Linked DNA regions of Homo sapiens: region 2 is linked to region 1. A link is an interaction called in ENCODE POLR2A ChIA-PET data of the cell type or tissue named here. Cell type or tissue: Panc1. All regions are shown on one strand. Links, peaks and the distances in the headings refer to the core of each region. The heading gives the core; the rest is flanking DNA.

Region 1 (16,480 bases), core at 7,152-12,151:
TTATTTTATACTTTAAGATTTCTTTTATAATGTATTAAAAAGTAAAAGTACTTTTAAAAATTTGTGCCCAACTTCAAGAGCATTTTAATTTTTTTGATAACTATGATAATTCAGATAATTTGTTGAACTATAAGATTGATATAGTAAGTTTGAAATTTCACTTGAATCTGAACTGATTCGAGGGCTTCTATCTATTTAATTGTTTCCTTTCCCCATACCCATTTCTTTAATAAGTGGATTATGTAAAAACAGCTTGGCACCTTGTTACCAGTAACATCTTAGTTTTACCCACAAGTTTGGAGATTTTACACTCCCTTTTTGAGATAGAAACATGTATAAATTTCCACAGAGTAATAGTGGAACAGTGTTAACAGTGCTATCTTGATATGCAATTTATTATTAAATCAAAGTTTGAAGTAGCCCTTTTTAAAAGGACTTTAAAAACATATTCCTGATTAAGGAAGTTTTCCTGATCATTTTTATTCCTGTTTTCTTAACATGCTTTTTATTTTATTTCATTGTTGGTAGCTAGGTCATGCACTGTGACAGTTTTATAGTAGCTATCTTATTTGCATAGGTTTTTGGAGAACATATGATGGAATTTTAGGACATTGTCCTCAAAGACTTATTACATTCAGATTAGCTATTTAAAACTGTTTTGTATTTGTGGCTGTGGTGCCAGATAACAAGGTCTAATTTAATATATTTTAGCATTTGTGACTTGAGTAGTTTGCAAGAGACAATGTAGGAAATAAATTTCTCTAGTAGAAAGAAAGGGAAGCAATTGTTGATTCGGGTATCAAGCTGCCAGTTACTGGCTATTGACTTTGGGCTAACCACTTAAGTAACAATTCGATTTCCTTATTTGAAGACTATGGGGTTAGTGGGAAGGTTTTCAATAGCACTAGGATTTTGTCATTTTGTAATTAGTTTTTCTATGTGCTCTTTTCATACCCAACCATAGTTTTTACAGATCATTGAATTATCACATTGATTCTATCACATTAATTCTTTTGTTCTTAATTTACTTAAAGAACACGTTTTTACCCCTTGTGGGATTACTGGTAAATATAACATTGAATTTCTTTTTTTCCCCAATAGATGCAATATAGGAATGTACTTATATTCTCCTTAATTTAGAAATTCATTTTAAAATAAAAGATTAATTTACCTCATAATAATGCAAAGTTGTTTTTTTTTTTTTTTTTAGGTTTTCTTTTTTTGAGTGCTTGGTTGTTTGGAGCTTAGTTGTTTTTTTGGTGGGATGCGTGAGAGATTTCTAAAATAGTGCTTTTAAACATTTGCCACAGCTCCATGGATAGTTTGTTTTAAAAAATACTTTCCCCCCCAACTTAGTCTTAAGTAGAATTTTTCTTCTAAAATTGAACAGTGGAGTCAATTATTTTATTTGTCCACCTTCTCCCTGCCTGGGGTACTGTTTCTTTAACTGGTGTTAACCAACCCTCTGTGTCCATGAATGTATTCTGAGAGTTCTCACATTTTCTATGAGATTTAAAATTTGGGGTTTTACTGTCAACGATAATCTTGAGAAGGTAATATAAGCTTTTTCTGGGTCATCTGAATCATTTGCCATGCAACTAGATACTACCACATGGTAAAATTAGTGTTGGTGTTTATTATTGTGTTCATGGTAATGTGAAGGCCAACTACTTCATATTATCTGAAGTGTATGAGGCTTTCACTGAGATTCAAATAACAAACAGTGCTAGGAGCATCCCTGCTTGCCACACCCAAAAGAACCTGCATTATAGAGATAACATTCAAGTTGTAGGCAGAAGAAAGATTACATTTTTTAATAGAGCAACTTGTAACAATCATTAGAAGTAAGTGTATCAGTAAGTACAAAAAGAATTTTCTATACTTGCTTCTAGTGATAATTGAATAAGGCACACATATAATGCAGAATTCAATATGGCTGTGATACCAACCATATCTTTAAGTGACTTCCTTAAATTAGTGTTCAAGGACTGCTTGTTAGTGGTTTTGTTTGGAACGAGGTCTGATTATCCTTAACTGGTTAAGGAAGCCATGAGGTTATCAGTACTGTTGTGTACAGTGCATTTAGGTGAATAGGTATTCTTTTCATTAGAATGATTAAAGTAAAAACAAAAACAGAAAGAGATTAAATATATTATCAAACTCAAAGCTTTGTTGGTGTTGACATTTCAGCAGAAAACCGTTGTTCATTATGCCATATTTTTTACTGTTAATTTGAATTTAATTGGTTAGGTAGTTACTTTTGTATTTAATTTATAAATTTGTTTTGGCTTTGTCTTTTTATCAGGGTAATAAATGCTAAGTTTTGTTTTGTATGTATTAAAATAACATATTAAAAGTGGTTTAAGTTGGCATTAGGAGTGTAAGAACACATTTTTCCCTTAAAAGTTGTATATCTAGTACTTGGTTTGAGAAACCTCAGTCTATGATACTGAACATTATTGTATCATAATCATGATAGCTAACCTTCAACTAGATGTTTTCTATTTCATTTTCTATGGGTTGCTTAAAATTGTGACTTTTCTCCTTTTCTGTCATTAAAAAAATTAATTTCTCTAATACATGGCTACCTAAAATCATGACATAATCCACTGATCTGTGTGTGGGTAGTTGCATATTCAAAATATTGTTATCTGGCCTGATTTTTAGTTTCTGTGATTTTTGACTGTCATTTCTATTTTAATATTACTATTTTGGGTTCATTTTTCATTCATTCATACATTGAACAAATGTTTTTAAAATTCCACTATGTACAAGGGATTGTTCTAGGCACTGGAGATTATTGGGTGAGAATTTTTTTTTTTTTTTTTTTTTTTGAGATGGAGTTTTGCTCTTGTTGCCAAGGCTGGAATGCAATGGCACGATCTTGGCTCACCGCAACCTCCGCCTCCCAGGTTCAAGCAGTTCTCCTGCCTCAGCCTCCGAAGTAGCTGGGATTACAGGCATGTGCCACCACACCTGGCTAATTTTTTTTTGTATTTTTTTTTTTTTAAATAGAGACAGGGTTTCTCCATGTTGGTCAGGCTGGTCTTGAACTCCTGACCTCAGGTGATCCGCCCACCTCGGCCTCCCAAAGTGCTGGGATTACAGGTGTGAGCCACTGCGCCCGGCCAAGAATCTTTATATTTGGGTGGGCCTATAGTCTCTCTTCACTGTCAGATTTTCTAATTGTTTAAATGAAAAATTTCATGTTTATATTACATAGTACATATCTATTTCAACTAAACTAAATCTGTCTTGCTGACATATCTAGATATCTTAGTACTTGGTGTTACCACGTCATGATTGCCATAGACATAAATGTCTCTTTAGTCCAAAATGATGGGTCTTTTAAGCTTGTTCATTCAAACGATATTACTGAAAGACTGGTAAATTCAAGAGGTTGTAGTAGGCACTATTGGACTACTGATGAAATGAATGAGACAGTCTGTGTTCTTAGCAGAGGAGCTTAGAAATTTTAATCCAGTCACTGAACCCTTGAAACTAATTTGGGCTTTGCTGTGTGTTGACATTGTTGTATCTATACCCAGAATTGCAGACTCATTGATTACAGAGGGGCTTTTGCATTTAATAAACATTCATTCAGTAAGCATTTACTAAGCACATACATTTGTTTCTGGTTGATTTTTATCTTCTTTAATTTGTCTCTTAGCCATTACGATGACCCAGATATCTTGCCTTGGAGTGTTCAGAATAATAGGGTAGAATCTGTAGGACAAGGTTCACAAACAGCTATTTCTAAACAATGCTTCTTGGAGGTAACAATTTGAAGAATATTGTTGTAGGATAATTATAATTATAGGTAAACTTCCTAAATCTGGAAACCTTGGAACCTGTCATATTCTAGAACCATAAAAATAGTGCTGCTTTAAAGCAAAAGCAGAATTAGATAGAGGGAGATGTCCAGAAGAGATGCAAGACCAATGACAGCCTTGGCCAACCCTGTGGGATCTGTGCAATCAGAATGACTCTTTTGCCAACTAGTTGTCCCTAGTTGGGCTGAAATGACCAGGCCTTTGTACTCTCACACTGATCAATCAGTGGATGGGAGATGCCAAGCATGACCTCAGTCTAGGAAGTTCACTGCAGATAAAACAGACCCTAAAGGGTGTGATAGCTGAAGTGCTGATATCTGTCAGCCAACAGATTTCTTAGTAACCAAGGCAACATGGTGGGTGATCTTCACAAATGGGTGATCTGGGCTTCATGCATCATAGTGTTCACCCTAGGCAGTAAACTGTGACGATTACCTTGATGACAGGATTGCTTATTCAGTGTTCTTTTTCATTTTCTACCTCTGGATCATGAGTAGCCTAATTTACGATGCTAATATGTGGTGGATTAGGTGTGAGTAAGGGGAACACCATTTTCCCTTTACTACTTTCAACTTAGGTGTTAATATTTGGTAACTCTAATAATAAGGTGACTATAACCCTTGGTTTACCCAGGTTAGTCCTGTTTGCCTAGAAATACCCAGTTTAAGCCTGTTGAAAATCAGTTAGCTTAGGAGAAATACCTAATGTAAATGATGAGTTAATGGGTGCAGCACACCAGCATGGCACATGTATACATATGTAACAAACCTGCACATTGTGCACATGTACCCTAGAACTTAAAGTATAAAAAAACCCAAAAAAACAACAAAAAAACTATCTTCTCAACTAGTACAGAGACTAGATTAAAAAAAAATCAGTTAGCATCTAACATCTGTTAATTATTTTTAGTAACTCCTCACAGTCTCAGAAGTATCCCAGTTTGTATCCCAATACAAGATAAACTGTATTGTCATTCTACTTAGTAATTTTTTAAATTTGCGTGCATATTCATTATTTAAGCATTTTTCTGGCCTGTCTAATGAATAGAATGTTCTGTTTTCCATTTTTTAAGAGGCAGAAATGGTCTTCTGGATTAGCTTTGTATTTTTGCTTTAGTTGACCCTAAAACAAATGCGTTTTATCTTTATCAAATTTTTCATCATCAAGCTTTAATATATTGTGAAATCACAACATATTCTATCAAGTATACTATGACTGAAATTACTGGATGTATTATTTATTTCTGTCTCCCACTGTTACAATTGTGTCTATAATGACTTTTATTTCCCTGGTTTATTTTGTAGCTTAGTCACAAATATTTATGTTCTTATTTATCTTTCTGCTCAGAGACTGGGACCTGAGCTGTTTCCCTGATGGAGTCAATCATTTTCCAGAAGGATATTCCGACCTATTCAAATCTAGGTCCTGAGGAAACACAACTTGCTTAGAAATAGACAGTTTTAAATCTGCTTTTACAGAAATCTTTTACAGAAATCCATAATGGAAAGAAGAAATTTAATTTTATCCCAGATAGATTTAATAACTTGCAGATCTACTTTGTTCATAGATAAACTCTAAAACTAATTAAAGCTTCTGAAAAATGTCTAGGGACAGAAGAAACAGATTCTTAGTGATTCCTTTAACCTATCAGGAGGTAATAGGCTGTCACCTTAAGTCATGCTTTTTCGTTTTCTTTTTTTTTTCTCATTCTGTCTCCCAGGCTGCAATGCAGTGGTGTGATCTTGGCTCACTGCAGCCTCTGCCTCCTGGGTTCAAGCGATTCTCCTGCCTCAGCCTCCCAAGTAGCTGGGTTTACAGGCATGCACCACCACACCTGGCAGATTTTTTGTATTTTTAGTAGAGATGGGGTTTTGCCATGTTGGCCAGGCTGGTTTCGAACTCCTGGCCTCAAGTGATCCGCCCACCTCAGCCTCTCGAAGTGCTGGGATTACAGGCCTGAACCATCACACCGGCTTCTTTTTCTTAATTGTTTCTCTGCCCTCTTTTCCCTATTTTTCTGGTCTATAGTTGTGGCTGAATGTTAGATAGGGAATAGGGTTCACTGGTGGACTCAATTTTACCCATTTCTAATTGCTTAGCAAGAGGAGTCACCTGCTGATTTTAATATGAAGTTTAGTATTGTGTAATGGACAATATCTTTAACAGATGGTGTACTGCCAGTGATGTAGAACTTCTTAATCATGCTCCCTTTACAAAAGAAGAACACTATTAGAAAGCGATGGTATGATTTTATACTTGATCTTCAACAAGTGAGAAATTGATAAGTCAAATATACAGTCAGCCATCTGGCATTCCACACATGTTTTCATTGACTTGGGAGATCATGGAGTTATACAAAGCAGGAGTAGCACAATATAAGAAAATGGCATGTTATAGAAATATTTATTTCTTTTATTTTAGTTATCTATACTATTGATCAGCAACAAGTTTATCAGAAATTTTCATTTTATTCAGCTATCTGAGTTTAGAAAGAAGTAATTCAGATGGTATTTACTTTTTTTTGCCCAATCAAAGCTGCTAGGCATTGAGGAACTGTTTCAGAGTGGGCATAGTTTTTTCCTTCACATGAGGTCAAAGCCACTAACCACTGAATTAAACATTTGCTGAGCTTGGTTTGCAGCACTTTGATTGATATAGATTCCTTCTTGCAACTTCTTTGAGCCTCCGAAACTTACTGTGTCATTATAGACCCCAACTGCCTTTAAAAGATAGGAATTTCAACATCCTACAATTTAGTCATCATTTGGATGAATGACTTAAATTATTATATATTTTAGGAATATTAATTTTTTATACTACCTGAGCTAAGCTGTGTGAAATTATTATCTTATGACATACACACTATTTAATATATTGAATTTCAGAAAGTTGGTTCCAAATATCAAATAGCTGAGTAGAAAGTAGAAAAAGACAATCCAGTTGCTGAGAATGGGGCAGAAAAAAAAAATGTGATTTCTAAATCCAAAGAAACTAGCTCCCCTTATCTAATTTATCCTTTCAAACTAAAAATATGTTAAATGCTGTCAGTGTGCCGGGTAAGTAAGTGCTAAGCACTGACACTCCCCCTCCTTGTCCTTATGGACCTCAGGCTGATCCTCTTTGTTCCCAGCCTGGCTCACTGTCACTCTCTCCAGCATTCCTGTCAGTGTCCACATGGATGGTCTTTTCAATATTCTGGCTTCTCAGCTTCTTATCCTTTTCTTCTCTGGTGATCTTATCCTCCATCCTACATCAGCTTTTCATTCTTACAGCCATACTCTTGTCATTAGCAATAACAGTGGTCTCTGCATAATCTCAGTTTGAAGCATCCTCAACTCTGATTAGCATTTTGAATCTCACTGTAGCTCACTGCTTCTAGTACCTCCATTCCAACAATCTTTTGACCTTATTGATTCTTAAAAGCCACGGATTTTACCACCTTGTTGCTGTCTTTCATTTCCCTGATTACCTTTCTTTCTTTTACATCCAGTTTAAATTTCATGTCAATATTTGCTTGGCAAAATCTAATTCTAGTTAAATCCATCTCTCTGTGTAAATCCTGAGCTGAATGTCACTGGAGCAAAACATGCCATGATGCAACTGGTCTTTAAGTTCAAGGCTGGGAAGTTCCGGGGCACTCATGTTGCCTGCCATCATGCTGCATGTTCCGGGTCCATTCGGTCTTCCATTCTCCCAGATGACTATTTCATACTTTTTTCCCCCTCCTCAAAACAGCTTCTCCCATCCTTATTGTTAGGTAATAATTTAGTTTTGCATTTTACTGAAAGGATAGATGCCACTAATAAGAACTTGGATAAGCTCTTATCACTGCATATATCCATGTACCACCATCAATGCCCATATGCCTTCTTTCCTCCTGCACTCTGAAAGAATGTAAGGGTTCCTATCAACCCCTCCACAGTAGATCCCTTCTTCTCTTGTCACCTTTTCAAAGACACGGTTCCAGTTATTATTCCTTCTCTCCATTTTATTAATTTTCTCAAAATAATCAGTGTTCTCTTCTCTACTGATCATTCCCATCAGCCTGCAAATATGCTGTTATTTTTTCCATCTTAAAAACCTGTCTTGCTGGGTGCAGTGGCTCACGCCTGTAATCCCAGCACTTTGGGAGGCTGGGGCGGGTGGATCACCTGAGGTCAGGAGTTTGAGACAAGCCTGGCCAACATGGTGAAACCCCATCTCTACGAAAAATACAAAAATTAGCTGGGCGTGGTCGTGGGCGCCTGTAATCCCAGCTACTCGGGAGGCTGAGGAAGGAGAATCACTTGAACCCAGGAGGTAGAGGTTGCAGTGAGTGGAGATTGTGCCACTGCATTCCAGCCGGGTGACAGAGCGAGACTACATCTCAAAACAAAAAAACCCAAAACTCTCTTGACCCCATATTCCCCTCTAGTGACTGCTCCCTTTCTCTTCTCTTCTCTCTCTCTCTTTTTTTTTTAAGACAGAATTTCACTCTGTTGCCCAGGGTGGAGTGCAGTGGTGCCATCTCAGCTCACTGCAGCCTTGACCTCCTGGGTTCAAATGATCCTCCCACCTTAGCCTCCTGAGTAGCTGGGACTACAGGCACGTGCCACCACACCCGGCTAATGTTTTTATTGTATTTTTTGTAGAGATGGGGTTTTGCTGTAGGGTCTTGAACTCCTGGGCTCAAGTGATTCTCCGAAAGTGGTGGGATTACAGGTGTGAGCCATAGCGCCTGGCTTCTTCTCTCTTTTATAGCACCGTTTCTCCATATAATTGTCACTACTCATTGTCTTCAATTTCTCTGCTTCTATTCTCTATTCTCACTTGAAGTCACTGCAATTAAGCTTTTTTTTTTTTTTTCTCTTCTCTCCTACTTTGCAGAAACGGTCATGTTAAGGTCACCAATGATAAAATCCTCAGTCCTCATCTCACTTTTTAATAGCAGTATAGACACAAGTTAATCACTCTTTTCTTGGAAACACTTCCTTTTGGGACAACACATTCTCCTCCTGGTTTTCCTCCAAACTCTGGCTTGTTTTCCTTCTCAACTTGGCTGATTTATGTCTCACCTGCTTGTCTTGTTAACATTGGAGTATCCAGGCTACAATCTTAGATCTCTTCTTTTCTCTCTATTTAAATTTACTAGGTAATCTTATCCCATCCCTTGTTATTAAATGCTGTCTTTATGCTGAAGACTTCCAACTTATATCCAACAGTCTAATTGATAGCTCTACCTGAATATCTGAGGGCATCTCAAAGTAAACATCTCCAAACCTGAGCTGCTGATCTCTCACCCAACATGCTTCTTCACAGTTTTCCCTTTCTCAGTTACTGGGAACTCTGTCCTTCAGGTTACCCAGGCCAAAAGACTTTGAATCATCCTTAGTATTGCTGTGACTCATACTGCACATCCATTTCATCAGCAAATCCTTTTAGCTCTATCTTTAGAGTATATCCAGAGTCTCACACCATTTCTCCACCTTCTCTGCTATTATGCATTGTTATCTCTTACTGGGATTATTGCAGTAGCAGATAATCAATCTTGCTGTGTCCACCCTTGCTATTGACAGGCTATTCACCAAATACGAGTCAGAAGGATCCTGTTGAAATGCAGCTCAGAGAATGGCATGACCGTACTCAAGAACTTCCTGTTTTTCTCACTCACCTGCTCTCTGACTCGCTCTCACAGTAAAAGAGGGTTTACAATGTCCTCCAGGGCCCTGCTTGATCATCTACCCATTCCATCCTGTAACTCCTTGACTTTATCTCCTACTACTCTTTCTTTTACTCTAGACCAGGCAATCTGGACTCCTTGCCCTTCCTCTGATATATTAAACATTTTCTTACCCCATGGTTTTTGTACTTGATGGTCGCTCTGCCCAGAATATTTATTCTCTCAGATATATGCATGGTACACATCCTCATTTATTTAAACCCTTTGCTTAACTGTCACCTCTCAGTGGGGTCTTCCCAATGTCCTTAAAAATCATAGTAGTTTCCCTCCCTCCATCACCTACTCCCCTGGTTCATCATCTAACAAACTAAATATTTCCTTCATTTATTTTGTTTTTATTGCATTTCTTGTGACTAGAATGTAAACATTCATGAGGAATGTTTTCGTTTTGTTTGCTGCTGTTAGGAAAGTGTCTGTATAATATTAAGTAGTTTAAAAACATTTGTTGAATAAATGTATGAATTATTATAGTCTTTTCAGTGTTATAATTTTTCTATTACACATAAGAAATGGAGCCTTAGAGTGTTTAGTAATCCGTGGAGGTAACACTTAAACCCAGGTCTTTCTTGGCTCATAGTGCAGTCACTCATGTATTTTTTCATCTATCAGGACACTTACAGGGTACTACAGGAACTTTACATTGGATGAATTGCATTATAAGATAGAGGAAGTCATCAATATTGTGTGTCTTATTTGTGCTCTTCTCCTCAATCAGTATCTGGGAGAAAATAGAAACCGATTTTTAACAGTTCATGTTGAAGCACTTTTTGCTACATCATAGAAACTTGTCAGAGAGACTTGTTAAACTATTTCCTCAAATCAAACATGTTTTGGGGTAAGAGAGTTCTGAGAAACTCACTTTTTTCTGCTTTCTATTGGCAACAAGGCTATATTTCTTACCGAGATGAAAAATATCTAAATCCCATGAACTAGCAAGGAATCAATAAGAATGCTGCTAGTTTGGTTAAGGTGGTTCAGGTATTCCAGGGCTGTGAATTCCATGGGAGACAGCTGGAATTTACGTTCATTTTCTACCACTGAGTTTTTGGTTCACTGGAATCATAGATTTTCAAAGATTATCAAGCTACTCACAGTCAAATAGGGAATTGATGAGGAATAGAGGTCACAATTTCAGAAGATAGTCACAGATCATGATGAGTATGAATCATGCTTTCAGTTTTTGCAGCTGCTTATAGCCTGGCAAACTACAGGATGTGTCTGGTCGGCATTTCCCAACACCTGCCCCATGTTTCGTTCATATTCAAAGGAAATGATTAAGCTAAAAGTGAATTCTATATATGAAAAAGAACTGGTATCCTTGGATTATGGAAGTGAAATATGAATACCAGGTTTCTCCCAAAACATTTGGTTACATGGCCAGACTGTGGCTATTGTCTTTGTCCACCCAGAATCCTGAAATTATAATTTCTAATGAAATTCTGGCATGAGCTGAGAGGTGGTGAAACGTCAAGTGAGAATTGAATTATACGCTAATAAAATTGTACCTAGTGGTTCGAATGGATCGTCTAAAGGGTTTATCAAACTTCTCTAATTTGAAGGGTCTCAAACTCCAAAATCTGCCTCCTTGTTGGTGGGCACAGCTCTTTTAACTGGGAGAGATTATTTGCTGCTGGGCTTTTGGAGTGTCCTGTGGGCACAAGTGTTGGCAAGGATTTGATCAGTTTTTGCACAGATTTTGGGGCTCCTCCATGCTGTGCCCTTCTTTTAGGGATTTAGTCTCTCAATTTTCAACCACTGGTAGCCACAGACTATTTTCTGACACCTCAGATCAACCAGACTGAGTCTATTTGTTTGAATTTTAGCTGTCCTGACTCATAGACTGGGGAGTCCTTTTGCAGGACAAGGCTTATGAACGTCATGGTCATCCACTGGGCTTAATTTCTTTCAAGAGTCAAGACTCCAGTTTATGCCTACTTTTGGCCCTTCAATGCCTTTAAATAGTTGTTTGTTTTATTTTGCCCAGAGTTTATAATCATTAAATGTGGAAAGGATAGTCTGAAAAACGCAACTCTGACATTACGTTCAGAACCTCAATAAGATATTTTGTATAGTTTTTTCATTATTATTCAATTTAAAATACCACTTTCTAATTTTCATTATAGTTTCTTCTTTGAGCTGTGAGTTACTTAGCTATTTATTAAAAAAAATTTCTAGCCAGGCCCGGTAGCTCATGCCTGTAATCCCAGCACCGTGGGAGGTCGAGGCGGGTGGATCACCTGAGGTCAGGAGTTCGAGACCAGCCTGGCCAACATGGTGAAACCCCGTCTTTCCTAAAAATACAAAAATTAGCTGGGTGTAGTGGTGGGCGCCTATAATCCCAGCTACTCGGGTGGCTGAGGCAGGAGAATGGCTTGAACTCAGGAGTCAGAGGTTGCAGTGAGCTGAGATTGCGCCATTGCACTCTAGCCTGGGTGACAAGAGCAAAACTCCATCTCAAAAAAAAAAAAAATTCTAACATAAGAATTTTTTGAATGATCTTTTTATTGATTTCTAACTTAATTACACTATGGTCAGAGAATATATGTAATTTTCATCTTTTAAAATTTGTTGAGATTGGATTTGTAGTCCAGTATATGGTCAATTGATGTCAGTGTTTTCTGTTTAATTGAAAAGGATTTGTATTCTTTGCTTCTGGGTGCAGTGTCCTTTGTATGTCAGTTAGGCCATGTTTGTTGAACATGTTTAAATCATCTCTATTTTTCACACTCCCTCCTTTTTTTTGGTATGCCTTTTTTGTCAGTTATTAAGACTAGTACATTAAAAAATCATCTCCCACTATGTGGTGATTTTGTCCATTTGTCCTTTTAGTTGTGTTGCTTTTTTCCATTTATTTGGAGCCCATTGTTAGATAAGTATAGATTTAGAATTATTTATTTCTTGTGAATTGAACCCTTTAACAGTATGCGTTTTCCCTCTTTATCTCTGGTATGTTTTTTTCCTGAAAGTCTACTTTGCCTGCTATTAATATAGTGACATCAACTTTCTTTTGGTTAGGTTTTTTATTGTCTATTTTTTCCTTCTTTTTTCTTTTTTTTAACAACCTTTCTCTGTCTTTAGAGTTTGTGTTTCCTTTCAAATAGTTGGGTTTTCCTTTCTTTTAAATTAGTGTGACAGTTTTTATTTTCATTGAAACATTAGATTACTTACAATTAATACAATTATTAATTGGATTTAAATAATTCACCTTACTATTTTTTTTTAATAGAGACAGGTTTTCACTATGTTGGCCAGGTTGGTGTTGAACTCCTGGTCTCAAGTAATCCTCTTGCCTTGGCCTCCCAAACTGCTAGGATTACAGGTGTGAGCCACCGTGGCTAGCCATACTCTTTATTTTCTGTTTCCTCTACCTGTTCTATACTTCTCCATCCCATTATTAGTTTACTGAATTTTTAAATGTATTATGCATGACATTACTCTCATTTGCCACATTAACCTTTTTTTCTTTTCTATTTTAAGGAAAAGATAGAGTTTTTAATACCCCATTGTGTGAACAAGGAATTGTTGGATTTGGAATCGGAATTGCGGTCACTGGAGCTACTGCCATTGCGGAAATTCAGTTTGCAGATTATATTTTCCCTGCATTTGATCAGGTAAGTGAATGAACATTTCTAAGGTTGTTCATTCATTGAAATATTCAAGTATTGCCGCTACCCTTCCACCCACCCTTACCTGCATTCTAAACATTTTATTATCCTTTTACTAATGTATTACAATTATAATTTTGTTATGAGCATATATTTAAAGATCTAATAGAATAGTTTAAGCAGATAGATTGGGATTGGGTGAAGTGGCTCACATCTGCAATCCCAGCACTTTGGGAGGCCAGGGTGGGAGGATCACTTGAGGCCAAGAGTTCAACACCATCCTGGGCAACATAATGATAATGAGAACCCATATCTACAAAAACTACAAAAATTAGCCCAGTGTGGTGGCACATACCTGTCATCCCAGTTACTCTGGTGGCTGAGGCAGGAGGATAACTTAAACCAGGAGTCCAAGGCTACAATGAACTGTGATCGCAGCACTGCACTCCCTGGGTGACAGAATGAGACCCTTTCTCAAAAAGAAAAGAAGAGAGAAAGAAAGAAAGAGCGAGAGAGAGGGGAGAGGGAAGAAGGGAGAGGGGAGAGAGGAGAGGAGAGAGGAAGGGAAAGACAAGACCCTGTCTCAAAAAGAAAGAAGGGAAGGGAGGGAGGGAGGGAAGGAAGAAAAGGAAGAGAGGGAGGGAGGGAGGGAGGGAGGGAGTGATGGGATCCTGTCTCAAGAAAGAAAGGAAAGGAGGGAGGGAAAAGCTCATTGTGCTATGGGAAAGGAAGGAAGGAAGGGAGGGAGGGAGGAAGGAAGGAAGGGAAAGACTCATTGTGCCATGGGAAAGGAAGGAAGAAAGGAAGGAAGGAGGGAGGGAGGGAGGGAGGGACGAGACCCTGTCTTAAGAAAGAAAGGAAGGGAGGGAAAGACTTATTGTGCTATGGGAAAGAAAGGCAGGCAGGCAGGAAGGAAGGAAGGAAGAGGGGGAGGGAGGCAGGGAGGGAGGGAAAGACTCATTGTGCCTTGGGAAGGGAAGGAAGGAAGGGAGGGAGGGAGGAAGAACGGAAGGAGATTGGAAGGGAAGGACTCATTGTGCCATGCCCCGTCTTTCTTTCTGACCCTCAGATTGTTAATGAAGCTGCCAAGTATCGCTATCGCTCTGGGGATCTTTTTAACTGTGGAAGCCTCACTATCCGGTCCCCTTGGGGCTGTGTTGGTCATGGGGCTCTCTATCATTCTCAGAGTCCTGAAGCATTTTTTGCCCATTGCCCAGGAATCAAGGTATGTTCATTTATGTACTTTATTTGATTTCTATTTGATGTTTCCATTTTGATTCATTCTATTTAATATCTATGCTTATCTAGAGGAAAGAAAACAAACAGGATTCTTGGAATTTATGTGAACTTAACTGTATTTAAGAAGGGGAGGTTAGCAGTTCTTTTAAGTATGCTATCCAATGCCCAGTTTTACAGCAAGTTCTTTTTGAAGGAGGACTGGTTTTATAAACTCTGGCATTGATTAATTTTATAGACTTCAAAGAATAAGACCAAGAACATAGTTGGTTTACCTCCCCTCTCTTTCAAAGCTTTATATTTCTTTCTAACTTAAGTCTTTCTCACTTAACTGATGATGGGGTGATTTTAATAAATCTTTTGTTTAGTCTGTATTTACCTCAAAGTCACAGGGATAACACTTTTGCTTTTAATGTATTTCTTACTTGTTAAAAAGACTAAGAGAAGACTGTTACCTAGATTTTTTTTTTCTGTTTAAAGTTAGGTAATACTTGCTCAACCAATTAATTTTGAAGCATCTCCTTTTTATAACCTGTCTTTCACAAAAGCTTAGGTCTTTTGATGGTAAAAATATTTTGAGTTTTTTATGTCTTAATTTTTTGTATTATCTTTTCTGTTTCTGTTTACTGAATAAGCTTTTCAGGGGATCATTGTAGAAACCCATAGATGTGTGAATCCAGAGATGTATATTTGTTTTTTGACCACATGAATTGATTGTGAGCATGTGTCTATGTTTTATTCTTTTTTTCTTATTTGTTTTTTCTACCAGATCAAAGTTATAAGCTTATCTTAGTTGAGTAGATGTTGCCTGATTTTTGAATGTGAGCTAGAAGTTGTAGACTGGGAAAGAAGCCATGTGCGAGGCAAGTTATTTTTGTGCTTGAGCTAAACATTAATTCACATTTAATATTTATAACATTATATTGTTTTTAAGAACAGATCTTTTCTGTCTGTCCCCTGCCTTCTCTTTTCCTCCTTCATTTTCTTTCTTCCTCTTCCTTTTTCCTTTTTTTTTCAGCTGAAATGAAAATATACTTAAAGTACAAAAGGCTAATATGAAGAAAGCAGATGAAGGGAACTTAAAAAGTAGGAACATAAGATAAAGACATTGTGTGATATGGTTATTAATGTGTTCAGAGGTCCAGAACAGAAAATAAAATTTTTTATACAGAAAATAGTGACATTTTTGCTGCTCTTTTATTTTTAAAATAAAACCCTTCAATAAAAATGGCATAAAAATGGCTTTGAAAGCCAAATATAGTTTGCCTCAGGGAATCTTAAGTCTTTGTGGTAAGTTCAGGTTTATTTTAATAACTCTTCCTATATAATATTTGTCTTTAAACAATTATAATCATTTAAAATTAGACAAAGTTTGTGATTTAAGTCAACATTAGATAGAAGTTAAGAGCTTGAGCTTTGGTATCAGTGGGAATTGGGTGAGACTCTTTGATCAAGCAAGTCGTGTGACCTTAGGCAAGCTACTTGTTCTCTCTAAACCTCAGTGTCTATTTCTAAAATGAGGAACATTATAATAGCTACCTAGTGGGGTTGCTATGAACAGATGAATTAATTCACAGAGTGCTTGGCCAAGTTTACACGTGTACTTCCTACTGTCATTATCATCTTCCTTGTCATCACCCTCATTCTCGAGAAGGTCCTGGAGCCCTTTCCTGTGAGTGGAAGTGTGGACTATCCACACTTTTGTTTTTGCTTTGCTATATAACTGGACACTATGGTGCCTGGACTGTAAAACTCAGTGGACTAATTTTTCACTTATGAAATGAAGACCATATTTTTTTTCATGGGAAAAGAAGATTTTGACATGTTAAAACTGGAGAAGAGAGTTGCATGTACTTTGAAAGTAGAAACAGATTATTAGTAGAAGAGATTTCTTCATAGATAAACACAGGTAGATATTAACAATATTACAGTTTTTTGCTTTGATGAATGATCTTTGCATATTCTTTTTATTTTTTTTATATAGGCAAGTTTAGCTTCTTAAGAGTAGTATCTTAGTTAACAGAACATGGTAGACATCTGATAAATATCTGTTGAATAAGAGGCATTTTTATTTTTATATAATATGT
Region 2 (16,480 bases), core at 7,416-12,415, 61 kb after region 1:
TGTATTATGTTCATTGCTATATCTGCAAGAGTCCTGAAGAGTTTAGAATATAGTAGATGCTCAGTAAATATTTGTTGAACCATCTGAAAAATAACGTGGCATTTGGTTTTTCAGTGAAAGAAATTAAAGAACTGGTAAATCCTCTAGGAAGAAAATACACTGAGATTATCAGTCATGCCATGGGGTCTATTTTTATTATGATTTACATTTTAGGTACATTTTAAAGAAGATTAAAATAATAACTATGGGTTCTGACCTAATGTTATATATATATACTTTTTGTTTTTTTGAGACGGAGTCTCGCCGTGCCACCAGTCTGGAGTGCAGTGGCACGATCTCCACACTGCAATCTCCGCCTCTGGGGTTCAAGCCATTCTCCTGCCTCAGCCTCCTGAGTAGCTGGAACTACAGGCGTGCACCACCATGCCCGTCTAATTTTTTGTATTTTAGTACAGACAGGGTTTCACCATGTTGGCCAGGATGGTCTTGATCTCCTGACCTCGTGATCCGCCTACCTCGGCCTCCCAAAGTGCTGGGATTACAGACGTGAGCCACCGTGCCCGGCCAATGTATCTTACATAATAGGACTTAGTTCCTGGTAAATGGTAAATTAAAAAAGTTAAAACTACATATGTTATGCATGTTTCCTTTTGTATTCAAACAGTTCTTCTAATTAGACATCAGTGTCATTATTTTATAGGGAAGAAAACTGAGGTTTGGGGAAGGTGGAGCAGCTTACAGCCAGTGGGGGACAGCACTGGCTTCAACCCAGGTTGCTGGATAATAAAAATTGTCACTTGAGAGTTTTGCTGATCAAATGCTTCTAAATGTCAGCTTAGAACATATTTTATCATATGTCAGGAATTTTCTTTCACATTTGCCCACCTTTATAATATAAAGATATGTGTTTTACAGGTGGGCAAATGTGACCTGTATACACCTTGTAAATCACACTACCATATTTTCTTTCATTTAGCATTTTTTTTCCTTCCACATGGAACTGGAGAAAGCAAGATTAAATTATATAATTATATTGTTCCATTTCACATCCCACCTGATGTGTTTTTGGTGTCCTCTTATACACTTAAATTATTTGAGTTTGACTCAAGTTTTCATTTTGTTTAAACTGTTTGCTTTCACTGTTACGAATAGCAGTGAAAAGAAAGAAATCCGTTACCTCATTTCATAATGAAAAAAGATTATAGGTACATTATGTTCTTAGTTTAACATTTTAGGTGTAATACAAGAAATCTAAATGTGTTGACTTTCTGTTCTTTCTTTGATGGCGTTTAACTCTCTCCCATTAAACTGGTGCTTTTTTTACGAAATTGTATTTATTCTGTAATCGTTAAGAATTTCTTATCTTTTCTATTATAACACCCTGGCTTTGCAGTGCTGAGCAGTGATAATTTAACTTAAAAATTTATTGAAACTGTGATGTACAAAGGTTTAACAAAAGGATATTACTTTTCTAGTTTATTCCAAAACTGGGGCCAGCTATGGTGGCTCACTCCTGTAATCCTAGCACTGAGCCTGAGGCGGGTGGATCACTTGAGGTCAGGAGTTTGAGACCAGCCTGACCAACATGGTGAAACCCCACCTCTACTAAAAATACAAAAATTGCTGGGCATGGTGGCTGGCACCTATAATCCCAGCTACTCGGGAGGCTGGGGCAGAGAAACTCTTGAACCCGGGAGGCAGAGGTTGCAGTGAGCCGAGACTGTGCCATTGTACTCCAGCCTGGGCAGCAAGAGTGAAATTCCATCTCAAAAAGAAAAAAGAAAAAAACAAAACAAAACTGGGGCTACTCTTACCAGCCATGAATAGTCAATCTTTCCAAACACGTACTTTCTGTGCTTTCATTTTTTTCTTCTAGGAACTTGGTTTGTTTCTTTACGTGTTTATATTTTCTTTTATGTGTTTAATTAAGTTATATAGTTTCTTACATAACTATTTCACATCTCAAGTTTATCTTTTAATATTCTATATTTGGCATTGTGATCATATCATTACAGTTTTTTCTGTATTTCCCTTTCCTTTTTCTTTTTTGAATGTGGCAGAAGAGATTTAAAAATTCAAGCAATCCATTAACATAGCACTAAAACACACAGTACAATGGAGCTTATAATGCAAAGTATCATCTTCCTTCCCTGCCCCTACTCCCTAAACACAGCCACTTTTAACCATTTCTGTATTTTATTCTTCTGAAGGCCACTTCCATATCTCTAGCAATACATTGCACAGATATTTCTGCTATAATGGAGTATATACATTTCTGCAGAGTAAATTGGATTCTCCATGCATGCTCACTAAAAATAACAGGGTTTATGGAAAGAAAAAGTGCGTGTAGCAAACCACTTAAAACAGCTTGGTAACTAGAGCGAAGAAGGGTTTTTAACCAGAGTCAGGAAGGATTGAGCCTGTTGATTTATGGAGTTCAGGGCAAATGCATCAAAGTTGGGGAGAAAGATGTAATAAACACTTCTAAATCAGAGCAGATGGGCCAGCCTGAGCCAAGAGACATAGTGCATGGTACTATATTTCTCTGAGGCTTGAGTCAGCGCTGTGGCTCTGCTTTGCGTTTTGCTTTGTTCCTAAGTGGCATAAAACAATGTGCTGGGGCAGATTGTACATATGCCAACACGACTAGGTTGGTTGCCGCCACTTCTCACTGGAAACACATTTCATACTTGTGCCAGGAAAATGGACTTTTCCTTGCTCAGTCCATTCCCTCATGTGTTTCACTGCTGAGTTAGGTTTTGTCGGTGGAGCCTGGGTCACATCTTTATCTTGGCTATAATGGAGGCTGGAAAACATAGTTTTTTTATATTCTACCTTGGGAAAGTGGAATTCATAATTAGGAGAACTATCAAAATGTGGAGAATATGTTAAAAAGTTTTAGATTTTTCAGGAATCAGAAGCCTACCACACGCACATGCACTCATGCACACACATGCATATAGGTGTATACACGCACACGTATGTGTGTGTTTCAATGTCTGTAACTTTTGATTTATAAATTTTAACATAATTTATTCACCACTATGACACATAACAGTTTAGTGGGCTTGCATTCCCTGCTGTCTTCATCTCATATTTCCTCAGTTTTGAGTTATGATATTACCTGTATTTTATTTTTTCTACTGATTACCTCTTTATTGTAATTTATTTTAATTTCTATATCTTACTCCATTAACTTTGCTTAGAATCTTTTGACCTCTCACTATGTAAGAAGATGATGTTAATGCCCTCTACTCCTATATCCACTGTTCTTTCCTCCCTTCCAATTCCCATTTTCTGTCAGCTGATTATTTTTACATTGCCAAGACTGAGAACATTACATTGTTTTATAACCGAAATGAAATAATTAAACCCTTGATTTTAAAAGTTGAAAAGCAGTACACACTGTTAATATTATTATGATAACAAATATTTTTCACCACTGTTGGGGGTAAGATTTTATTTTTCACTTGAGGTCCAGTGCTTGGTCTTTGGGACCCTAAAAGGAGATTCTCTTGGCATCTAGATCAAATGGTTTGCCTTTTAAATTAGTGCATTAACTGTTCAATGTCTTGCCACATTCTGAATGTTTCATATTTGGGCTGTGGCATTCTTTTAGATCCTTTTGGATTTTTTAGTTTTAATTACCTTTCATTTTCTCTTTGAAAAATCAAGACAAGCCTTTAAAATATCTTGAAGATCACTCATATTCTTTTTTGGAATTTACTCTTTTTTTTTTTTTCTTTTTTTGGAGACAGGGTCTTGCTCTTGTCACGCAGGCTGGAGTGCATGGTGTGATCTCAGCTCACTGCAACCTCTGCCTCCTGGGTTCAAGCTATTCTCCTGCCTCAGACTCCCAAGTAGCTGGGATTGCAGGCATGCACCACGATGCACCACTAATTTTGTATTTTTTAGTAGAGACGGGATTTCACCATGTTGGTCAGTCTGGTCTCAAACTCCTGACTTCGGGTGATCCACACACCTCGGCCTCCCAAAGTGCTGGAATTACAGGCATAAGCCACCGCACCCAGGGTACTCTTAGTTCTCTAATTTCCTTTTCCAGTCTTGACTACCCTTCTCTATACCTGCTGCACAACAATCACCAGGGATGTTTCTCCACTTCACTCTTAAAGGCACCATTTCCTGGGTCCTGCGATTTGCTCTTCCATGGTTATCTTTCTCATTTTGTTGGAGTACATTCATAATTAACTTTTTAAAGCAAAGGGCATATTGGGTGCAGGAGGTTTTCTGACACTTGTGTTAGGTAAAATGTTTTTATTTGGACTCAACATTTGCTTGATATTTGGCTGCGTATAGTATTCTAGGTTCACAGTAACTTTTACTTAGGACTTTGAAGATAATGCTTCATTATATACTAGTGTCACATTGGGGTAGAAAATTTTGATGCCACCCTGATTCTTATTCTTTTATACATGATCTCTCTGTGTGTTTGTTTTTCTGGAAGCTTTTGTGATTTTTTGATACATTTTATACTGAAATATTACAGGTGTGAATCTAAATATGAGTCTGTTTGACTCATCTTGTTTTGCCTCTCATGACTTTCCTCTGGGAATGGCCTACATATTTAAGGATAATTATATTCTTTCTTTTTTTTGTATATTTTCTTTTCAAAAAACTCTTAGCAGTTGTATGATAGACCTGCTAGGTTGATTCTGTTTCTCATTTCTTCTCTCCTAGTTTTTGTCCTGTTGTGTTTTTACAGTGTTTTGCATATTTCCTTTATTGTATCATTTAATTTTTTTTGAATATTTCAATCTCATCAATCAAAATTTCCCCCTTGTACTCAGTTATTTTTGTATCATGCTATTTGTTTTTTTTTTTTTTTTGTCATGTATTTTCCTTCAGTTGTTACGGGTATATACATTTTTTTCAAGTTATGTTCTATAGATTATCTCTGTTTCTTTAGTAGTGTTTTTTTTTTTTTTTTTTGGTCATAGTTCTTTTCTTCATTTGTGATTGTTGATTATTCTGGATACCTGACTGGTGCAGCTTTCCTTTATGTCTCTTTCTTCTCTAGGCTTTTCCACTATGGAAAAAGTTGCATAGATCTGTGCACATGGATGAGACATTGCTTTAGGGTAAATGAATGAGAAGTTCATCCTTAGGCAGAAGGGGTTGCCACTAGGTTAGCAAATGGGATACTCTTGATTCTTGGACATCAGTGCTCATAGGATAAGCCTGTCTTTGTAGGCAATTTGAATGCTTTTTATCAGAGACTAGCTCTTTTTCTTTTCTTTTTCTTTTTTTTTTTTTTTTTGAGATGGAGTTTTGCTCTTGTCACTCAGGCTGGAGTGCAGTGGCAAAATCTCTACTCACTGCAATCTCCACCTCTTGGGTTCAAGCAATTCTCCTGCCTCAGCCTCCCAAGTAGCTGGGATTACAGGTGCCCACGACCATGCCTGGCTACTTTTTGTATTTTTAGTAGAGACAGGGTTTCACCATGTTGGTCAGGATGGTCTCTAACTCCTCACCTTGTGATCTACCTGCCTTGGCCTCCCAAAGTGCTGGGATTACAGGTGTGAGCCACCGCACCTGGCTATTTGCCTGATTATCTCTGGCATCATGCTTTTTATTTGGGTTTTATTTGGGGGAAGTGGAGCAATTGATACAACTGTGTTATTTAATTCTGTTGTTTTTATTCTCAATTCTTATACTCACCTCTCTACCTGCTCATGAGCTCATCTTCTCTCTGGGAGATTAGCTGTTTCTTCCACTGTACCTCCATTTATCTCCGCATTGGCTTCCTCTACTCTTTGTTTATATTTTCATCACACACCCACAAAAGACTTGTTCAGTCTCTCTTGTCTAATAATCACTACCCCTTCCCGACTTTGTTGTTTTTGCTGTTACAGGTTTTTCCTTTTGTATTCATGTCCTGTCTTGAGAGAAAAGGGACATGAAAGCGTATACTCAGTCTGTCATCTTGAACTGGAAAGTTTTCTCTATTGCATTTTCTTATTTTTTAATAGGCAGCATAATTTGTGTATCTTAGTCTGTGTACTGTCATTTCACCAAAATCTTATTTATTCTAATAGTTTCTTTATTGGTTTTCTGAGATTTTCTAGGTGGGTAATCATATTCTGTAAGTAAAACCTATTTTCATCTCTTCTTTTCTAATCTATATTCTTATTTTTTCTCATTTGTCTAGAACGACTGAATGATGATGAATGAAAAAAATGATAGCAGACATTAAATGTGATATTTATAAGGCCCAATTTGAACTTATTGAATTATTAAGTAGAAAATTGAAAGTATCAACTTCATTGTATAGATTTCTGGCTTACTGAGAAATGTATCAGCAATTTTCTGCATAATTAGTGTTTTTGAGTAAAAGAATTTGGCACTTACAGCCAAATACCGAGTATCTTATATGTTTCTTTTTCCAATAGCCACAATTCAGAATTGGGCTTCCTAAAACAGTGTATCCTTCCAATGGCGTTTCCTAATTTTATTATTATTTTTTAAAACGTTTTATTTTATTTTAGATTCAGGGGGTACACATGCGTGTTTGTTACCTGGGTACATTGTGTACTGTTAGGGATTGGGCTTCTAGTGTATGTACCCATTACCCAAATACTGAACATTGTACCCAGTGGGTAATTTTTCAACCCTTTCCCCACTCTCAGGCTCCCTCCTTTCGGAGTCCCCAGTGTCTATTATTTCCATCTTTGTGTCTGTGTGTACCTATTGTTTAGCTCCTACTTATAAGTCAGAACATCCAGTATTTGATTTTCTGTTACTGAGTTAGTTCACTTAAAAGTTTACCTAATTTTATATGACAAAGCTGGCAAATCACTGTTGGGCAACATGATTAATGTTATTGCAATAAGTCAGTTAAAAACAAGTCATTTAATTGGCAGCTATGAATCTTCAACTCTAAAGCCAATAAAGATCCAGTGAAACAACGATTACTAGAAAGATACCTGCATTTGAAAAATATGCCCCTCCTGATTGACAGCTAAAGAAAGACTCATTGCAAAAACAGACTCATTGCTTTTTCCTCTGTCCCTTCTTTCCCTGGATGGATCTAAGATCTGATAAGTCTTTCAACACTGAGTTTACAGGTTTTTTTCTTCATGGAGCTGTTCCTGATCTTTTTTTCCCATTGTCTTTTAAGTCTGCCTTGGAGTTGTCTTCTTAGTGTTCCCGTGGCATTTTCCATCCATCTGTTTCAGAGTAGATATCCCTTAGTGTTGTAATTTTTAATATCCTTATCTATTTCTCTCTAAGAGATTGGGTTTCTTGGAATCTCAGTTTTTTAGGATGTGGCTAAGAATCGTGAAGTAGGTAGAAGACTTCTAAGCAGCTTGAGGTGCTACCATAAACCCATGTATAAAAGCACATACATTTAGTCTATAAGAGTGGCTACTAGGCCCTTAATCATATCCCATCAACTGTTACTTTACATAGAATTCTAACAAACTTTTTACTTAGTTTCTTAGCCCACATTAGATTGGAAGCAACACATTAGAAGATGGGGAAAAGTTATGTTGATGAAGGTAGGGATGTTGGCAAGATCTAAAGATGATATATTGATAGCCTGAAAATAAGATAACTGATGGGAAAAGAAAAATCTGTTAAAAGTACAAAAGAATATAGTTTTAAAAATCACAGCCATTCATATTCATTTAATATAGAAACAAGGTAAACATCTACCTTGATAGCATAGTATTATAATTGATGTTCCAAATTATATCTATCATTGTGAAGAGATTAATTTCTGTTCTATATGCTGTGTTTGAAATACAATATTATTGCTTAAGGTATGAGTGGGGTGAACTCTCAAATGTGTTGAATAACTCAGCCCCCTACAGTGCTAGATAAATGAGTTCTTGTTGGTTTCTTTCTAAAAGCTGCAGGGTACTGGTGCTTTGCTTCTAATCATTAATTTTCCTTTGGTTACATTCACATTAATAATAATGTCATTAAGTCATCTTCTGTTAGGGCATTTTTCTATAAATTTCTAATTTCTTATGTCAGTTTTGGAAAATAATAAAATGACCCCTTTCTCTTGGCTCTTACTATTTTTTCTTTAATTATTTTAATCATGGAACTACTTATGAATTTTTCTGGTAGAAGCCTTAGTATACCATTAATTCTGATACTATTTTGCATTAACTCTTTGTGATATTTTCTAGACATTGCTTTAGCTGGATTGGTGGGCAGGAAAAAAGGAGGCGATTAATCCTCCATTTCTGTAGATTGAGATTTTGAGGTGTGACAGATACGATATGTAGTAACAGTACTGCAAATCCCTGTGCTGGGGCTTGAAACTATTAATCTTGTTGTGAATCATATGAGACATGTTTCGTATGTCTCTCCGTGTGGTTAAACTCTTCCAGGGGAGCTTGGGCTGGTGGTGCCAAAGGGTGGAGGGGGATTGACTAATCTGTTAAATAGCCTTTTATCTGTGAGTCTAGTTTCTCATTAGTATTTCTGACCAGAAGAATAGATGGTTGGAAATGTGGACTTTTGTTTTTAATTAGTCCCTCTAGGGATGAGAGGCTTATTTGGAAGAATGGAATTTTAAGGAAGCCTGACAACCTCAGTTTCCATGTGATTGAAAATGTTTGGCAGCTGAAAAATGTTTCACAATTATGAGTTAGAGCCAGATTTTCCACTGGCTAAGCTGTTCTTTGGGAGTTAGATACAGGGTAACTCATATTTCCACTTTCAGGTCTCAGTGGCTCCGTTTAGGGTGCTGTTCATGGGACTCTAATGCTCCTTCCTTCCCAATGGCCCAGAAGGCTCCCATGAGGTTTATTCTTCTATCATGTATAATAAACTGATGAAATAACCATATTTCATCTCATATTTATGCATTTTAATCAGGTTGGTTGATGTTTACCACAGACATATGTCTACAAGCATTTCATTATCTATAAAAGAGAGATTTTTTTCTTTCCTTTTTTTTTTAAAACAAGGTCTCACTGTGTTGCACAGGCCGCAGTACAATGGCACAATCTCAGCTCACTGCAACCTCTGCCTCCCAGGCTCAAGTGATCCCCCGACTTCAGCCTTCTGAGTAGCTGGTACTATAGGTGCACACCACCACACCCAGCTAATTTTGTATTTTTCTTTTGTAGAGACGGGCTTTCGCCATGTTGCCTAGGCTGGTCTTGAACTCCTGAGCTCAAGCAATCTGCCCACCTCAGCCTCCCAAGTTAAGTGCTGGGATTACAGGAGTGAGCCACTGTGCCAGACCCCCAAAAAGATATTTTCTTCCTCTTTTATACTACCATAAAATTATAATGCTACTGTATTGCCACAGTTTTACAACTGAGTCAGTTTTGCCCAAGATCCTTTGATCTAGCCAAAGTTTTGAAGTAGCCAAAAGTGCACAGACTTTGGAAGCCACGCAGTTCATCTCCCTGTGCACTTCAAGGTGACACCCTGACAGATGGTTGCTGAGCACCCACTGGATTTTTCCCATAAAGTGAGGCAACCAGTTCTTTTGTTGTGCGGTTCTAGTTGTTACAGTTTTCCATTGTTGAACTGAAATTTGCCTTTCTCTAACTTCCACCTATTGATTCTTATTCTTCCCTCTTGTATGTAACTTGCCTTTGAATATTCGAAGACAGCCTCCTCATAGTCCTCTTATATCTAGGTTAAGCATTCCATCCGTTCCTTTCAGGTGTTATTTAAATCTCCTGGTTTGCAGATGCACCACTATTCTGACTACCATTTTTTGGACATAGTCTTTATCTCTGATGGCCTTTAACTTAAAATGGCATTAAAATGGTCCTTTAGATATGGCTTGAGTAGCTGAATGCCTAGTAGAGCTGTTTTCCTAGAAGGAGATATATACTTTCTATACTTCTGTTTTGGAATACCTGAAAAGATAGTTTCTTGGCATTGGATATGTTAAGCAGATGCACATATGTTAGGGATGTTGTAGACAAAAAGTGAATAAAAAGTATGTTGGGAGGGTGGTGTCCTTACAAGAATAAATTTAAATGGCTGTTAATTTTTAACAGCACTATTATGAAATATCAACTATAAAATATAGGGCATATTACAGTATATAATGTTGGTAATAATGTCTGAGTGAATATTCTTTTCTTAGAAGGTCACTTAGGTGCTTTTGTTTTTTGAACAATTCCTGAATAAACTTGTTAGAGTACTTTGTATCTGTGAAAGATTGCATCCCTTGTCAAAAACTTTCAATTTCACAAAAATTCCATCAACATTTTCCCTTCACAGCAACATGATAGTGCTTTAATTTTCTCAATGTTTGGCCACATTGTTAACTTATTTTTTTCCCCACTTTTCTTCATTCTGCTCCTTCCTTTGAGGCAGTGTTTACTTGTTCTTTATAGAGTTAACATTTGGTGCAATACAACTAGATTGTTAGAAACTTTTAAAAACCCTACTCAGTATTGTTATTAGCATTGTTTTGTCCATTACCAACCATTCACCTGTTTCCTTTCCTAGGATAATGTTAACTGTGCTTTATTAGATGCTCTCAGATATTTACCAATGACATTTTTGTAAATGGAATATTGTTTACTCTTAATCCTAAAGTTTACTCTTAATCCTTAATCCTTTGGAATGTCTGTTGACCTTACTGTAAATTTAAGGCTGTATAACTGATAGATTTCAGCAAATTATGGCAGTGAGAGTTTTGATGGTATCTATTTTATGTCAAGTAATTCTTCAGTGACTATGTTAACATTTCACTGCATTGTGTAGAGTCTTATTTTGTTTTTCCATGAGGTAATTTTTAAAACTACAGGGCTATTGAGAGATATTTAGTCCAGTAATACATTCCATATAGGGGCATTCAACGAGAAGATTCTTGTGTTACAAGGAAAGGATGTTAAAAAACCAGAATCTCTCAGTAAATTGTGGTCTGTAACAATTCCATCCCTGGGGAAGGGCGGCGCATTGAAACTTCCATGACTATTAATCTTGAGAGAGAGCATGCATTGTCTTGTTGGACTGAAGCCTCTAGCCATCTTATCAAGCCAGAGCTACAAAAGTAGGATAACTTTGCATCCCTTTTTGGCCCACTGGTGAAAATGAAAATGGTAGGAGTGGATGGACAATAGATTAGGTTCTTTGACAAGTAAGTGTTGAGTGACAGTCATGAATATTTCCCATTTCTTGATTTTACCAATTGTGTCTCTAAATTCACTCACCAGAAATATACAATAAGAAGCTGAATTTTCTTGGATTACTTAACTTGTTTTAGTGAATGGGTGAGAAAGGTTTCCAGCTGTAGCTGTCAGGTTTTTTTCTGCAGCAGGCGCCTGCCTTCAGCGTTTTTGAGGATAACACGATACACTCTTTCTTCTTTTGCTACCATTAAGCATATTATGCTGCCTTTTGTAGGCAGGCCACCAGGCTATAAGTCGGACTCCGTAGTCTGGTTATGAGCTCTGAGGCATGGAGAGGGATCTCTGGCCCTGGCTTTTCTACTGGTTGCTGGATGACCTTGGGCAAGTGAGTCAACCTCTTCTTTATCTTCTTTCCACTTTGTAAAACTGAGACTTTCTTTTTTTCTCTAGTCTTAAAAAAAAGTTTGCAACCATTAAATATAAAGGGTAAACAAGAGTTTCTTGAGTAAGTTAACACCTCTCTGGATACTTTAGTTAATATAGATAGGATTACTTCTTGGATTACTACAGTAAATTAAACAAAATACTCTACATGCATTTAACATGTATTACAGATTGTCTATATTAAATAAAAGATGTAAGTCGTGTCTAATTTGTAGAAGTTATTTCAGTTTCTTTTGGAGGAAAGCAATGTAGTTATTTATGTTGTCCCTGTAAGTTGTATTACAGCATTAGAGAACTTCTGGGGACACTGAAGAATTGTTTAGTCACTTAAACCCTTAAACTCCCTTTAGGGAGTCCAGTTGATTCATGTGGACCCTCCAAATTATCTCGTTTCCCAAATTTTAAAATTGCATTGGGATTATTTCATCTCTTTAGGGCTTTTTTACTTTTCAATTTAATTTTGCTATGTTTTAAAAAAACTAGTGGATGAATTATGCTCACTCTGAAAAGTATTTGGGTTCCAGTTTACATAAATTTAATTCCAGTTTTGTGTCCCAGAAGTATGCTATGTCTTTAAAATTCAGTTAGCTCATTAACACTCCAGTTCTCATATTTGAGTGCCCTATAAATCTGTATACTTGAGTAACCTGAGCTGCAATCTGAAGTTAATAATACAATCTGTTCTTAGGTATGTGACCGTAAAATTCCTTAAAGGGAGTCCTGTGTTTATGAATCTGAAAGTGTTGAGCTTGAGGTAACAGTGGGGCTAACATCTTATGTGAGGGTTTAAAAATTATAATAATCTACTAATGGTAGAGATGTTTTCTAATAAGAGTAATTCTGTGACTCATTTTAGTTCCCTTGCTTTTTATTCCTGTGAGCCATAGAAAGAACCCACTGTAGGGGGTTAGAAATATTTTTTCTTATGATTGTGGGATGAAAGAGTGGTTGCTTTTTCCAACCACCATATGTGGTGATTAGGCTTTTCAGAATGACATTGGGGTACACACTGAGCATACAGCAACAGTCTTCCAAATAACTTATAATAAATAAAGTATGTAAGACGTTTCCCCCAGCCAGATGTAATCTTCAATAGTAGAGGAATAAATTTAAAGTGACTTCCCACAGGAAAATTTGGGAAATGCCTGGATGGACCAAGAAGGCAGTCATGCTGTTAGAAATAAGCAAACTCCTTTCCTCCTTTCAGGTGAGAATATATGATGGTTCATTTAAATTTTGTTTTTGTGATTTCTGGGATTTCTTAGAAAATGCATGGATAAAACCAAAAAACTCCAGTGAACTAAAAGTCTATTTGAACTGTTTGAACCTTGCTTTGCATTTTTGCTTCCAATATTCAAAAACATTTAAGCAGATGGTACTCAGATAAGTGTGGGGACATCTCCCTGAGTGTGTAGTAACAGATCTAATTTTTGTAAATTGAATTGTACTTTACATCTAATAGAGACAGCACCAGTTCCTGGGGATTCTTGAAAGGTGGCAATCTAAATCACCTTTATTTTCTGAGCTTCCTCTCAGGTGCCTAAAACAGCAGCTTCAGAATTTCTGTGAGGATGAATATGGGTGTTGAAGTGGGAGATAGCTAGAGAACTTGTCTTGAAATGGCATTTTGTTTTTCACAGACAGTGCTTTGAGATGGGTTTTATGTTTATTTAGGTGGGCTTGGGGTGGGGGGTTTTGTGATAGCCAGCCTTTGGTGCTTGTACTACTCTCAAACCATACCCGAGCCACATGTGCAGGCATGTGTGTAGAGACTTGAGGTGTACTGACCCAACTTGTCACCAGCCTGGGCTCTCAGAAGGTTTCAGAAGTTTGTTCTTCTCTCTGCTCGATGGGAGTTAAAAAGTATAGCAGTGGAGAGATCCAGTGTGAGGGCCTGGACTTCCAACCTTCCAGGGAGAGCTGGGCTTGGGAGACTAAGAACTCCTCAGGTATGCCTGAACATGCCCAGTAGTCTATAGCAAGGACTGGCCACTGAAACACAACAGAAGACATCCTGCCAAACTAGCATCTCCTGAAGGCATTCTCGTTAAAACTGTGTATTCCTTCCATTGTTTTTTTCATTTAACAGATACTCAGTGAGCACCTTCTGGGACCATGTGTTCTAGAAATGGAGAACAAAGTAAACAGAGTAGAAAATATTTTGCCCTCTTGGAGCTTAGACACTATTGCAGGAGGCAATCAGTAAACAGATATACTAATACATATTTAAGTCAGATCCCAATAAATTTTATGAAGAAAAATGAAGCAGCTTACAGAAATAGCAGAGTGAAGGGAAGGGCTATGATAGATGGTTAGATGATAGTTGTCACTGACCACTGCTCTCAGGTGGTGCCTTTTGAGCAGACACTTGGTATCTGAGAAGAAGAGTTGGCAGCATGATAGCATGTGCAAAAGGCCTGAGGCAGGAATATGTTTGTCCTATTGGAGGAACAGCAATAAGCTTGGTGTGGTTGTAGTCGGGTAAGCAAAGATTGTAAGAGATGAAGTCATGGAAGTAACCAGTGGAACAAAATAGGGATGTCCATTCTTATCATTAGTAATCAACATTATGCTGGAGAGTCTAAATAATTAGACTAGAAAATTGAAGAGTTGTTATTAAAAAAAAAGAAAAAGTAAAATTATTTGTATTTTAGTGAACATGAGTTTATGCTTTTGAAATCTAGAAGACTTTCACTAAATAATTTAGAATCAATGAAATAATTGAGAGAAGAAGCTTGAAATACAATGACTGTTTATAAAATCTATAGGTTTTCCTCATATTATTAGTAAGAAATAGCCAGAAATGGAAAATGACAAAGATATCCTATTTATAATTGAAACTATAAAATACTTTAGAATAAATTTTACAAGAAAGAAAGACAGTGGATACATAAAGAAAAGAATAAAATCTTAGGAAGGCTGTTAAAATCAGACTAAAATATACTGTGTTCTTAGGTATTCTTAAACAGTAGCACATAACACCATTTAATACAACCCCAATTTGAATTCCAAAGGGGTTTTTAGGTTGTTTTTTTTTTTTTTTTTTTTTTTTTTTTTTGAGACGGAGTCTCACTCTTTCGCCCAAGCTGGACTGCAGTGGCGCTATCCCGGCTCACTGCAAGCTCCGCCTCTTGGGTTCATGCCATTCTCCTGCCTCAGCCTCCCGAGTAGCTGGGATTACAGGCGCCCACCACCACGCCCGGCTAATTTTTTGTATTTTTAGTAGAGACGGGGTTTCACCGTGTTAGCCAGGATGGTCTCGATCTCCTGACCTCGTGATCCGCCCGCCTCGGCCTCCCAAAGTGCTGGGATTACAGGCGTGAGCCACCGCGCCTGGCCAGGTTTTTTTAAACTACCTAAAAATATTTAAAACTATATATAAAAAATACATGCCCCAAATAGCCAAGAAAAAAACAGTGAAGAAGATTTTCTATTGCCTGAAATTAAAATTTACTGCAGTGCCATGTAAACAAGCTATGGCTGGGATTTGACATATGGAACAGGGGGTTAGCAATTTTTTTTCTATAAAGAGCCAGATAGTAAATATTTTCAACTTTGTGGGCTATATGGTCTGTCTTAATTATTCAACTCTGCCCTTAAAGCAGTGTTTTAGTCCATTTTGTGTTGCTGTAGCAGAATGCCACTGACTGGGTAGTTTACAAAGCATGAGATTTATTTCTTACGGTTCTGGAGGCTAGGATGTCTAAGGTTGAGGTGCCTGCATCTGGCAAGGACCTTCTTGCTGTGCCATGATGAAGGAAAAGAGAGCACGTGCAAGAGAGAGAAGGAAGGGGGCCAAATTCCTCCTTTTTCAAGAACCCACTCGTGATAAAGTCATTCTGTAGTGACATGAGGGCTCTGTCATGAGAGCTTCATTCATGAGGGCTTTGTCTAATAACCTCTTAACAGTCCCACCAAACACTATTGCACTGAGAATTAAGTTTCCAACACATGAACTCCAGAGGACACATTCAAACCAATGCAAGCGCAGAAGCAGTTGTAAGTAATAAATAAATCAGTGGATGTGACTGGATCTCTTCATTGCCAGTGGTTGGCCAATTCATGATGTAGATCTTAAAACAAAATAGTGCTCAGAAATAGATAATATATGGCAAGAGTGCTATTTCAAGTCACTTGGGAAGGATAGTTTACTGAATAAATGGTGCTGACAGTTTATGTAAATTCTACTTAATTATACATACTTAATGTATGATGCTTTAAATATAAAAACCAAATAGTAAAACAATAGAAAAAAATTTAAGAGAATATTGTTATAACCTAGTGTTGAAGCAAAGTTTTTAAACAAGGCAGAAAATATAGAAGCTATAAAGAAAGTATAGATATTTGGCTACATAAAAAAGGAATGTTATTATGTATTATAAACATTTATAAACAAAAATAAACAAAAATAAAAATGGTATTCTGTGAAAAATATTTGCAACACATATAACAGAAAAAGGGCTATTTTCTTTACATCCAGTGTGCCTCTAGAAATGACCTAGTAAAAACAGGGCAAAGAACAGTTTCTGAAAAGAAAAGCCAAGTGGGCAATGACTGTAGGAAAAGATGCTCAGTATCATAGAAGCTGTAACCTTTTGTAAAATGGGATAGTAATAGTACCCACCTCTTAGTGCTGTTGGAAGGATTAAATCAAATCATACAAATAAAGTATAAGAAAGTGGTTGGGGCCAGGCGCAGTGGCTTATGCCTGTAATCCCAACACTTTGGGAGGCCGAAGCAGGCGGATTATGAGGTCAGGAGTTTGAGACCAGCCTGACCAACATGGTGAAACCCCGTCTCTACTAAAGATACAAAAATTAGCCGGGCCTGGTGGCACGCACCTGTAGTCCCAGCTACTTGGGAGGCTGAGGCAGGAGAATTGCTTGAACCCAGCGGGCAGAGGTTGCAATGAGCCGAGATTGCGCCACTGCACTCCAGCCAGGGTCACAGGGCGA

The links. ChIA-PET counts read pairs that join two places held together with the same protein. Peaks named below come from ENCODE experiments on the same cell type or tissue, not always from the same donor. Only the 100,000 strongest peaks of a DNase experiment are listed, where the experiment ranks them.
Region 2: POLR2A ChIA-PET joins it to region 1 with 7 read pairs; 3 of 35 experiments call an interaction of 5 or more read pairs at or near these places.

Annotation. Positions count from the first base shown.
Region 1 is chr6:80,154,649-80,171,128 of GRCh38, forward strand. BCKDHB (branched chain keto acid dehydrogenase E1 subunit beta) reads left to right here. Exons shown (of 10, transcript NM_183050.4): 4 at 13,030-13,163; 5 at 14,227-14,382. Among named protein-coding and RNA genes, the nearest start is that of BCKDHB, 56 kb to the left of the region's middle. In Panc1, for the core only: no CTCF peak of the experiment used is centred there; a DNase peak (open chromatin) is centred at 9,323.
Region 2 is chr6:80,215,474-80,231,953 of GRCh38, forward strand. All of the region lies in intron 8 of BCKDHB (branched chain keto acid dehydrogenase E1 subunit beta), which reads left to right. Among named protein-coding and RNA genes, the nearest start is that of BCKDHB, 120 kb to the left of the region's middle. In Panc1, for the core only: no CTCF peak of the experiment used is centred there; no DNase peak of the experiment used is centred there.